Regions from separate parts of the Homo sapiens genome. Here region 1 is linked to region 2. Evidence: chromatin contacts called from ENCODE Hi-C or POLR2A ChIA-PET data. All regions are on one chromosome and are shown on one strand. The core of a region is the stretch at or near the end of the contact, and the rest is flanking DNA. Distances in the headings are between cores, read along the strand shown. Region 1 overlaps GNG12-AS1 (GNG12, DIRAS3 and WLS antisense RNA 1). Region 2 holds the start of GNG12 (G protein subunit gamma 12).

Region 1 (4,825 bases), core at 1,853-4,352, 57 kb after region 2:
GCTATTTGTCTTTGTCTTGTTGATTTATAGGACTTCTTTACATATTCCACATGTTTATGATTTGTTACGTGTGCTGCAGATATTTCCTCCCAGTCTATAATTTCTTTTATTTTTAGTTTATGGAGCCTTCTACCATTTAAAAGCTTGATGTATCCAAATTTATTTTCCTTTCCTTTCTTGCTTCTGCATTTTGTACCTTGATGTATTTTGCTGTATTTTATACTTTCACGGGTTTGCTTTCATGTTTGGCTCTTTAAAACATCTGAAACACATTAAACAGACATAGAACATCCTCTTTTCTTACCCCTAGACACAGAATATAATAAAGAAGATGCTAATTATAGAACTGAATCCCAAAACAAGAGTTAAGTAGAAGTGGCCATCATCCCATCTGGATGTGCTGGGAGGTGCTAGCAGTTTGCTAGAGAGAGTTTCCTAAGGCATGAATCTCCAGTGCTCCAAACCGCTTAGAGAATCAAACTCTTCAAAGGGACTTCTCAAGGTAAACCCTATATGGAGTATTTTCCAGAATACATTAATATTCTGGGATATTAGTAAAGTATTAACAATTATCACATGAGGAAAGGCTTTTGTGGTCATATATGGCTGAGAAAGACTTGGTTAAACAATATTAAATGGGTTTATTTGAAGGCAACTTAATTAATGAACATCTATTTTGGTCAGAGGCTGCAAGTTGTCTTCTGATAGAAGTTTACAGTGTGTTTAAAAACCCAAGGGATCATTTAGTTCAGAGCCAAGTTTCTCAACTTTAACTACATTTTGGAATAGCCAGGGAGCATTAAAAAAAAATGCGGAAATTCAAGTCTGTTAGCTTCAGGGACTGTATTTAATAGGTCTATGGTGTGGTTTGGGTATGGGAATTTTAAAAGTTTCCCTGATGATGCCAATGTGCAACCCAGGTGAAGAACCGCTGATTAGCTTCATGGCTTCATTTAGTAGACAGGGAACACAAGCCAGTTTGGGAAATAGCTGGGACCAGATAGAGATGTTTGGAACCCTAGGCCTGGCCTTTCCCTCTATACTGTGCTGCCTTCCTACAACACTTCGTTAATTTGTAGGTTTCAACCTGGAACACACATTACAGGCATTGGCTTTGGCATATATCAGATGCTACCTTGTATTGCTTGTTGGTTCTAAAGGGTCTCAGTTTTCTTTTCTGTAAAAGGGGCCTAATACCCCCTTTTCCTCGTGTCATCGTTATTCTTTGAATTGAATGAGCGAATGCATATGAAAGTTCTGAAAAATGTACATTATGCACATGGAAATTAGAGTGGGCAGATAAGGTCAGGTGACCCAGTGCCAACACAGTGCTCCATTCATAAATGGGTTTGGGAGATGTTTATTGACAGTAATTGCTTGTGGGAATAAGAAGCAGCTGCTCTTACAGAACAACTTCCTCACAAATACACCTGGAATTCCTCACATCCCAGCAAGCTGTCAACATCACCTCCCTCAGGGAACTCTTGATTAAGGTTACCATATTTTCAGCTCCAGGCATTCAGAAAATAAATTCTACATAATTAAAATGCACATGCATATGCATGAACGTGTATATAATTTTGCATGCTGTGTTGAATAGTCTCCAACTTAATAAAGTAGTACACCCTGTGGTTGTCATCCTGCGGGTGTCTCTTTCCCTGGGCTATCCCCTAATACAGAGGACAATTGTTCAGGGACCAGAGAGACTTAACTAATGGAAGGAGCTGAAAGAAGCTGCAGGCAAAGGAAGAGGCATCCAGGGACTGGAATGGGAGGCCTCTCTCCTGCTGACAGCAAAGCAGCATTGTGGCTTTCCCAGAGCATCGGGCAATGCTTTCCTGAAGAGGCTTTGGAAGCATTTAGGGCTCTGTAGGAATCTGGAAATCCAGCCTGCTCTGTGCTTGGGAGACCACCCCCTCCTTAGCCACAGAAGGAATTCAGAGCAGCCTGAAAGCGGCATAAATGCCTCCACGGACTTTCCCTTCAGTGGTAGGAAGGAAACAATCTCACTAACAACCCAGGCAGTCTGTGTCATTTGTAATTAATTCAAAGTATGTATGTGGTAGGTCCTGGAGACACACAGTGGGTGTTCAGACCCTACCCCTGTACTTGTGGAGAATGCAGTTGTATGGAGGATACTGACAAAAAGTCAATGGAAAAATCAAAGAATGACATTTTGTCATGTTAGGAAGGAAGCAGACGAGGGGCCGGCAAGGGTGGGGTGGGAGGGCATTTGCTTTAGTGATGATGGTCAGAGGGAGACCAATGTGGCTGGAGAGTGAGGAGGAACCTGGCAGAAAAGCAGATGAGACCTGGGCAGAGAGCAGATTATGCCAGTGTGTGTGGGTATGCTGCATCTATTAGACAGCCATGTCCACTTCGTGGGTGATAATCAAGGGCGATATTTAAAATAGTCAACACCTGGCAGGGGTGGACCTGGTTTTGCTTAAACATTTTGGGGAGAGGGCCTTTAAAAAAAGAAATTTTCAAGTGTCTTCTCAATGACTTTTTGTTTTTAAAACAAAACAAAACTGATACGGCCTTATAAACATATGGCTAGGATCTTTGAAAGGTGTTTTGCATATGGAGGCCCTGAAACTTAGGCTTCATCAGATTCACAGTAAATCCACCTTTGAAAATCATTCAGAGCAGATGCCAGCAGTAAGCACTGGTACAGCTGTCCTGAGGCATCCCAGCTAAATGTCAGATGCAGATGCAGAGGTTCTTTCAGGGCTAAGAAGAAAACCTTGAAAAGAGTGGGGAAGGGGTGTTAGGGATATTTGCATGTGAGTGGGGGTAATGATGCCCTCTGAATCTAAGCTGCAAAGTTATAGAAGTTATAATATATATAATAGTAATATATTATAATATATAATAACAATGTATGCAGACAGAGGAAAATAATGGAGGAGTCAGTGGGTTAGAGATCTTATAGAAGTCCTAGAATTGTACTAGTGGGGTGCCAGAGAAAGTGAGCTAAAATGACAATGAAAATGAGTCCTTGGAATCTAGAGGTTAGAAGTGGCCCATTTTCTGGTGATGGCAAAGGGCAGGAAATGACCATGCAGTGGGTGGCTGGAGTAGTGTGGAGGAAATGTCAGTGAAATTGAGGGTTGGAGTGTGGGATGACTCACCCATGTGGAACTTTCAGCTACAAATGATGTCATGAGTTGGGTAGAGAGGAAGACAATGAGAATTTTTTTTAAAATTAAACTTGAGAACTCTTTATTATGTAAGAAACAGCTATAACTCTCATTTTCTTGGTTGCTAGGTGTGCTGTCCAGGATCTGGAAAGAAAAGTGCACACAACATCTAAATTTTTCTCCCAGTGGGAGATTCTACTGCTGGTATTAGAATCACAGGCAGACATTACTGCACTTGTTTGGGCTTGGCTGAATCTCTGATCAGTTACATAGTTATATATGTCTGCATTTTCCCTTTCCTTGCTGGAGGTAAATGCCTTTTGAATGGTCATAGTCTCTATAGAGAAGTGTGTTATTAAAAAGGAAAAAAAACAGCAACAGATATTTTATGATATATAATGGTTTTTGTTTTGCAAAAGCCTTTCACATTTATCTCATTTGATCCTCAGAACAAACCCATAAAACAGTGAGCATTTTCCCATACAAGACAGAAAGAAACAGTCTCAAGTTAAGCAAACCACAGAGCTTACACATGTTATAGAAACCAGAGCTGAGGCTTGAATCCAGGTATTCTGCCTCCCTATCCAGTTCTCTTTCCACCAAAGCATGGCCCCATATCTTTGTGGTAATGTTGCCATCTCAGCTGCTTCTACCAAATTGTTTGTTCCTAATGTTGCAAGCCTGTTGGTCTCAGAGAAAAGGGGCAAATGAGAGAATCCTGGGCCTGAGCCTTCAGACCCATGAGATATTTGCTTCCTCCAGGCTGGAGTTTGCTTGCTAAATGAACTGTGCTGGTTGTAAAGATCATGAAGCCAACTGAAAAAGATTTATAAGCTGTCTAGGTGATCATCCTTAATGGGAATACATAGGAGTGTGGGAAATCTCTAATTTACCACCTTGATTTGTGAGGGTGTGTACACTGGCATGGATACGTGTGTAACCCAGGCAGCCTGCTACACCAGTTTCCAAGCTGGCTTGCTTCAGTGCATTCACACACATAAATCCTGTCATTGGGAATATCCTTCCTGGCATCATTGCATGTCTCATTCAATCTCATGTCCCAGCTTAAATACTCAACTCTTTGGACCACTCTTGATTTTCCTAGATAAATGTAAAGTTTTCCTCCTCTGAACTCTCTGTCACCCTCCTGGGACCTCACTTATGGTACTTTTCATCTTGAATTAGTGGGAGTTGAAAAACAACCAGTCTTTCGTACTCTATTGTAAATGTAATACCTTAAGGCCAGGGAACATGTGTCATTCATATTTGTGTATCTGCCAGAGTTACCTTGCACCCTGATGTAAAGGAGCTTTGTTTGCAGTCTGCAATGAGGGACTGCTCATCGGGCCCCCAGTCTGCACAGCAAATCTTGATTCGAGGCATCCAGAAGAGTTGACTGGGGGTGTCTGGAGCTCATGAGAGAAAGAAGGCTGAATTGTGGTCCTAGAGAGGGAAGGTAAAGTCACGGAGCGAATGAGATCACCCCAGGAAACTGTGAGAACTAGTAAGAAGTGATGCAGCCCGAGGACTGAACCTTAGGCAAACACATAAAGGGAGAAAAGTAAAAGAGGAGCCTCTGGGAAGGAATCACTGGGATTCAGGATAAAGTGAAGTCATAGGAGCCAGGAAGGAATGGTGAACAGTGGAAACATTCAGAGAGATAAAATAAGATGTTTAAAAGT
Region 2 (4,911 bases), core at 1,702-4,201:
GTTTTCATACTTTGATTAAGAATTACACTTGGTTAAAGATGAATACTTCTGTTCCTGGCTTAATTTCTTACCTAGGGCTAATAAACACAACTATTTGAAATATAAATTCTCTTTAAATGTAAAGGATAATGCAATGTTTCTGACTGTCAAAATTACTATGCAACTGTAACTTTAGCACTAAAAGCATATTAAAACTATTAATCCTTTAATCATAATTATTCATATTGCTGTGGTAGAAACATCACACATACACACACACAAACACACACACACCAGTTACTTTCTGTAGAATTTGAAATTGCTCTATCTAGCATTTCCGGAAGGTTCAAGCTGCCACCCTGCAATTTATCCAGTAGCCTGCTGCTTGAACAAGCTAGATAAATATCTAATAATTTTGACCATGTACTGCGTGTTAAGTCCAGTTTAAGTGTTTTCCAAAGACAAAGTTTTCATATACTTTCTGTAAAGCCCTACAGATAGAGACCATTATTATCCCCATCTTATAAATCAGACTGAAAAAGGTTAAATAGCTAATATTTTCATCTAAGTCTGTCTGACTCCAAAGCCAACACCCCAAATCACTGTTAAACAAGCTTCTCTTCCAAGTTAGGGCTCAGAAAAATTTACTTGCTTTCACAACTTGCCTTCCTAGGTTAAGCTTAAGCTGACATAAAACTCCAAAACAAAGCAAAACACAATAAATCACATAATTCTAATTTTAAAAAAAACTAATTTGATATTGGCTAACCACTTCCTCAAGTTTTCTGACCATGAAGCCCTTTGCTCTCACACTTTAATAAACCACCGATATTCTCTAACAAGTGACAACACAAATCCACAAATCTAATTGTTAGAGAGCTTTCAAGTAAGACTGGAGCTTTCTGGACAGGAAATTTTTATAATTCTATTTTTTTCAGGCTCTTGTGAAACACAGATTCACATTTTCATATATTTCTACACAAATCTAAGTGCTGTGTGCCCTGTTGGGGGTTCGATATCTAGTAAATTACATGAGTTAAATACAGCAAAAATAGGACTGCATTATTTATAAGGTCTAACGACGCAGTAGACTTTTCAGCATTTTTTGGACTTAAACCAGGGCTTTACGGCGCTGGTTAACTATTAGAGAAGGCAAAGGGACTGAACATTTTATCTGAAAGTCCTTTTATCACTTAAGACTCTGTAAAATTTTTGATTACTTTAAAAATTGTGTGTGTGAATAACGTTAGTTTACTAGAAAAGGGGCTTGCTAGTATATATAATTTGGTTAAAAAAACAAAAACAAAACAAAACAGCTCCTTACTTGAATGTGATTGTTTTGGCAATAGTAAAATTCAATCCCGTCGTTCTAGCGCTGCCTGCCTTCCTGGTTCTCCTAGGTGAGGGCCGCCATCCTGCGATAATTTACTTCGAGAGCTGCGAAGCGCTGGCAAGGGTGCAGTCTGGTGACTAGCACTTTTAAAAACAAAGCCAAACTCCGCTTTTAAAATAGAGAAGGCACAGACGCAGACCCTGCCTCTGACGACATCCAAAAGATTCATTATACACAGCCTATTCAGGCGAAGCTACAACCGCCCCAGGAAATATAAACTGTGTCGGCAAAGACAGCAGGGGGGAGAGGAAGTAACTGATGGGAAGGAAGCTAATCATGTGAAGTTTGTCCAACTCCACACGGTCTAATAAATTCCCGTTTGTTTCCGCTGGGAGCAGCCATTAAACGCGCCCTGACACGTGGGCGCAGGAACCTCCCTTCTACCTCTGGTGTTCAGAGATTTCCTTCTCGACCCACTTGTTTGTATACAACCACGCCCGGCAGGATGACCACCAGATGACCGGCCGCAGCAATGCCTCCACTCAGTCCCAGTTGGGCAAAGTTTCACTCCACTGCGGCGACGTGAACAAGAATCACGGCTTCCTTATCGTGAGTTATGAATGATTTAAGCCAAGTTTACAGGACACACAAAGCGAGGGACGAGTGAGTGACGGGAGGTGCTAAGTGACAGCGTTTTAAAGTTAGCTTTAATTGATATGCCCTAATTAAAATGAAAAACAGAATTCACCCTGCCCCACGGGATAACTGTCGGGGCAATAATTAAAAAAAAAAAAATCACCCAAGACTAAGCCTCAACCTCCCCCTTACCACTTGCAAATACAGTCTGCAGAAAAGCAGCCTCGGGTCCCCACTCGGGGGTCCCTCGCGGGGTGCGTCATATGGGCTCTCCCCTCTGCGACCCGCTATTTCCCTGCTAGACCCCCAGCGCCCAGCGGATTCCAAGGCTGCGCTCCCGCCGGCTGGTCCCGGGAGGTAGAAAGTAGGCAGAGGGGCGTGGCGTCCCTGTCGCCCCCACATGCCAGCCCTCCTCCAACGCCTGACACCACCACAAGCCACGGCTGGGAACACTGGGGGCCTCCCAACCCGGCGCGGGGCGCACGGCCGCAGGCTGGCGAGGAGGCAAGCGAGCTCAAGGGGAGACCTTTCCTTCCACCCCCAGCCCTAGCCCCAGCCACAGCCGTGGGGGCGGCTTCCCGCAACCTCGGGCGGCCGCCCGTCGAGGGCGCGCGCGCCGTTTCTGCCTCTGGGTCTCGGTGTCCCTTGGCCCCTTCCTCCCCCTCCCCCCGGTCTCCGGCGCCCAGCGCCCAGACCAGTCCCCGCCCTCCAGCAGGACACTCTTCCCTCCTTCCTTCCTTCCTCCGCTCCCTCCCTCCATCTCGCTTCCCAGCACCCGGGACTCGGAGGCGGCCCCCGAACTCGCTGGCCGACGCCCCGCGCCGCGCCCCGACCCCGCGGGGACCCGACTCACCACCCGCGCCCGCCGCTTGGTACTCACCCGCCTGCCGGTGCGCTGCCCCGCCGTCGCCGCCGGGACTCGGTCTCTAAGGGCTCCTGGAGACGGCTCCGACCTCTCCTCCTCCTCCTCCTCTTGCTCCTCCGGGCGCCGGCTCCGCCTCGCTGGGGTGGGCGGGGCGGCGGCGGCCCCGGGCTCCTTCCTCCGCGCCGGGCCCTGCCTCCCGCCCGGACGCCCTGGCTGTGCTGTCCCGGGCCGGGGAGCCCGCGTTGTGGCCCCGCAGGAGGAGGGGCGAGGCCTGGCCTGTGGAAGCTCGGTGGACGTCTGGTCGTCTTTGGCCATCCCCCTTCCTCTAATTCTCATGGAGGACCTGAAGTTCTAGGACTTGAGGGCCCCCACTCTACGACCCGCCCCCGCGCGGGGCCGCCCTGACTCCTCGCAAGTTTCCTTCGCGTGCGAACGCCTCGCTTGCCCCTGTGCCAGCGGTCCCCAGGGCTGTGAGGATGAGCGCTGCCAAACCCCTACACGAAAGTTTGGTTCTGTTCCAGAAACTATGGAGGAAAACACGCATAGTAACATTTAAAGGGCCCTGGGGCCACGGAGAGAAGTTTCCCAGAAAGTGGAGGTATAACTGCGGATTATAGAATTTGTAGTACATCCACCCACCATGAGCTTCCCGTCCATCTGCCCCGACCCCCTGAAATTTGTTTCCGAATGTCCAGTACCTGGCAGAGTTCTGCCTAATGAATTAATGGGATTTGGTTGGTCTTTTCTGGAAGGGTTCAAGGTCGGGTAAATGGAGGAGCCATTTCCGCTTCCACAGATTTTGTACTATTCCTTTGGCCATTCGACAGACATTACCAAGCACCCGCTGTGTACCAACTGCGATGCTAAAGGTGATGGGAGAGGTACAAAGATGAATCAGACAAGGGGCTTGCCTTCTTGGAGTCCAGAAAGAGTAAAGAAGCTGGATGTTCAGAAAACCACTCAGCGGACTTCTAGAGTATTCCTAGGTAGCCGCTTTCTTGTTTGACAGGGTGGAGAGAAAAGAGGTGAGGCCAAAGTAGGTCACTTAGAACCAGTGTGGGCAGAGTCCACACTTGAAATGGAGTCTGAAAGCATTGGTGAGGGATGTCTGTGTATTGAGTTTCACCAACTGAGGACAAGTGGGCCCTGGGGAATCTGGGAACTAGGGACTGCAGTCAGGGCATTATATTCCCTCTTGCTTTCCTTCTGACCCCTAAGCAAGTTTCAGGTTTAGTGAAATCATTTGCACATGTAGAAGAGGTGTCACAGGTAGAGTAGGTGTATGAATGCATGCCTTGCCCCAGGAGTGTGGTCTTAGCAAGCTGCGGATGGCGGTGGTTTGTGGGATGCAAGCCACAGACTGCCAGAGGGGTCTTTATTTCCTGTTCTGTTCAGCATTAGGAAATGCTTGACTGATTCACAAGTACTAACAGTTCAAATGATACACCTGAAACAGAACAGCTTGACACCACAGGGACTGAGAGGGTGGCATACTGGAGTTTGTATTTTTTGGCCACAGACCACAGAATAGACTCCTCTAAGCTATGCTACTAATTTTCCTTCCTGGGACACTTTATAGTTTAATAAGTGCTTTCATGTACTTACTCTTACTTTTCTCTCATTAGTCTCTTGAAAAAACCTGGAAGCTGGAACACCACATATTGCCACCAGTAACTTAAGCGGCTTGTCGAAGGTTTTTCTAGTTGAGTGCTGTTCAAAGTGTGGTTCATGGAATAGTGACAGTCTGCAAACCGTTACCCATCTACAAAGGGATGAGCATAGAAATTGAAGATGAGCATGTAGAAACTTACAGCAATTTGACAGAGTAATTTTATGTCTGTTAAATCGTTTAAAATGCAGCTTTGTATTTTATGTCTATTTCATTTTTCTTTTATGTGGAAAGGCATCAGCCTGCAACAGATTGAAAATAAAATATCACAGATAGTTTGAGAAGCACTGATCGAGATAGTATTAGGTTAGTACAGAAGTTATTACCGCAATTACTTTTGCATCAACCTAATAGCAAGGCAGGAATGATAAGAGCTAATACTTAACCAGCACTTTCTGCGTAGCAGATGTTGCTTTAAGTGCTTTACAT

What was found. A loop is a pair of places that touch in the nucleus more often than their neighbours do. ChIA-PET counts read pairs that join two places held with the same protein, here RNA polymerase II (POLR2A).
Region 1: a loop to region 2 is called in a map of PC-9, with 6 times the contacts of the local background. The contact joins the enhancer-like site here to the promoter of GNG12 in region 2. A Hi-C loop is called at or near these places in 1 of 168 maps with a recorded cell type or tissue (PC-9). POLR2A ChIA-PET finds 5 or more read pairs at or near these places in 1 of 52 experiments (RWPE1).

The regions. Positions count from the first base shown.
Region 1 is chr1:67,886,994-67,891,818 of GRCh38, forward strand. The region is part of intron 1 of GNG12-AS1 (GNG12, DIRAS3 and WLS antisense RNA 1); the gene reads left to right. Among named protein-coding and RNA genes, the nearest start is that of GNG12, 56 kb to the left of the region's middle. Within about 2 kb of position 3,103, at least 3 of the 41 ENCODE cell types and tissues checked have a DNase peak (open chromatin) inside an H3K27ac peak, as active enhancers do.
Region 2 is chr1:67,830,516-67,835,426 of GRCh38, forward strand. GNG12 (G protein subunit gamma 12) reads right to left here and starts at 2,952. Exons shown (of 4, transcript NM_018841.6): 1 at 2,829-2,952. It overlaps GNG12-AS1 (GNG12, DIRAS3 and WLS antisense RNA 1), which reads left to right and starts at 1,773. Exons shown (of 10, transcript NR_040077.1): 1 at 1,773-1,921.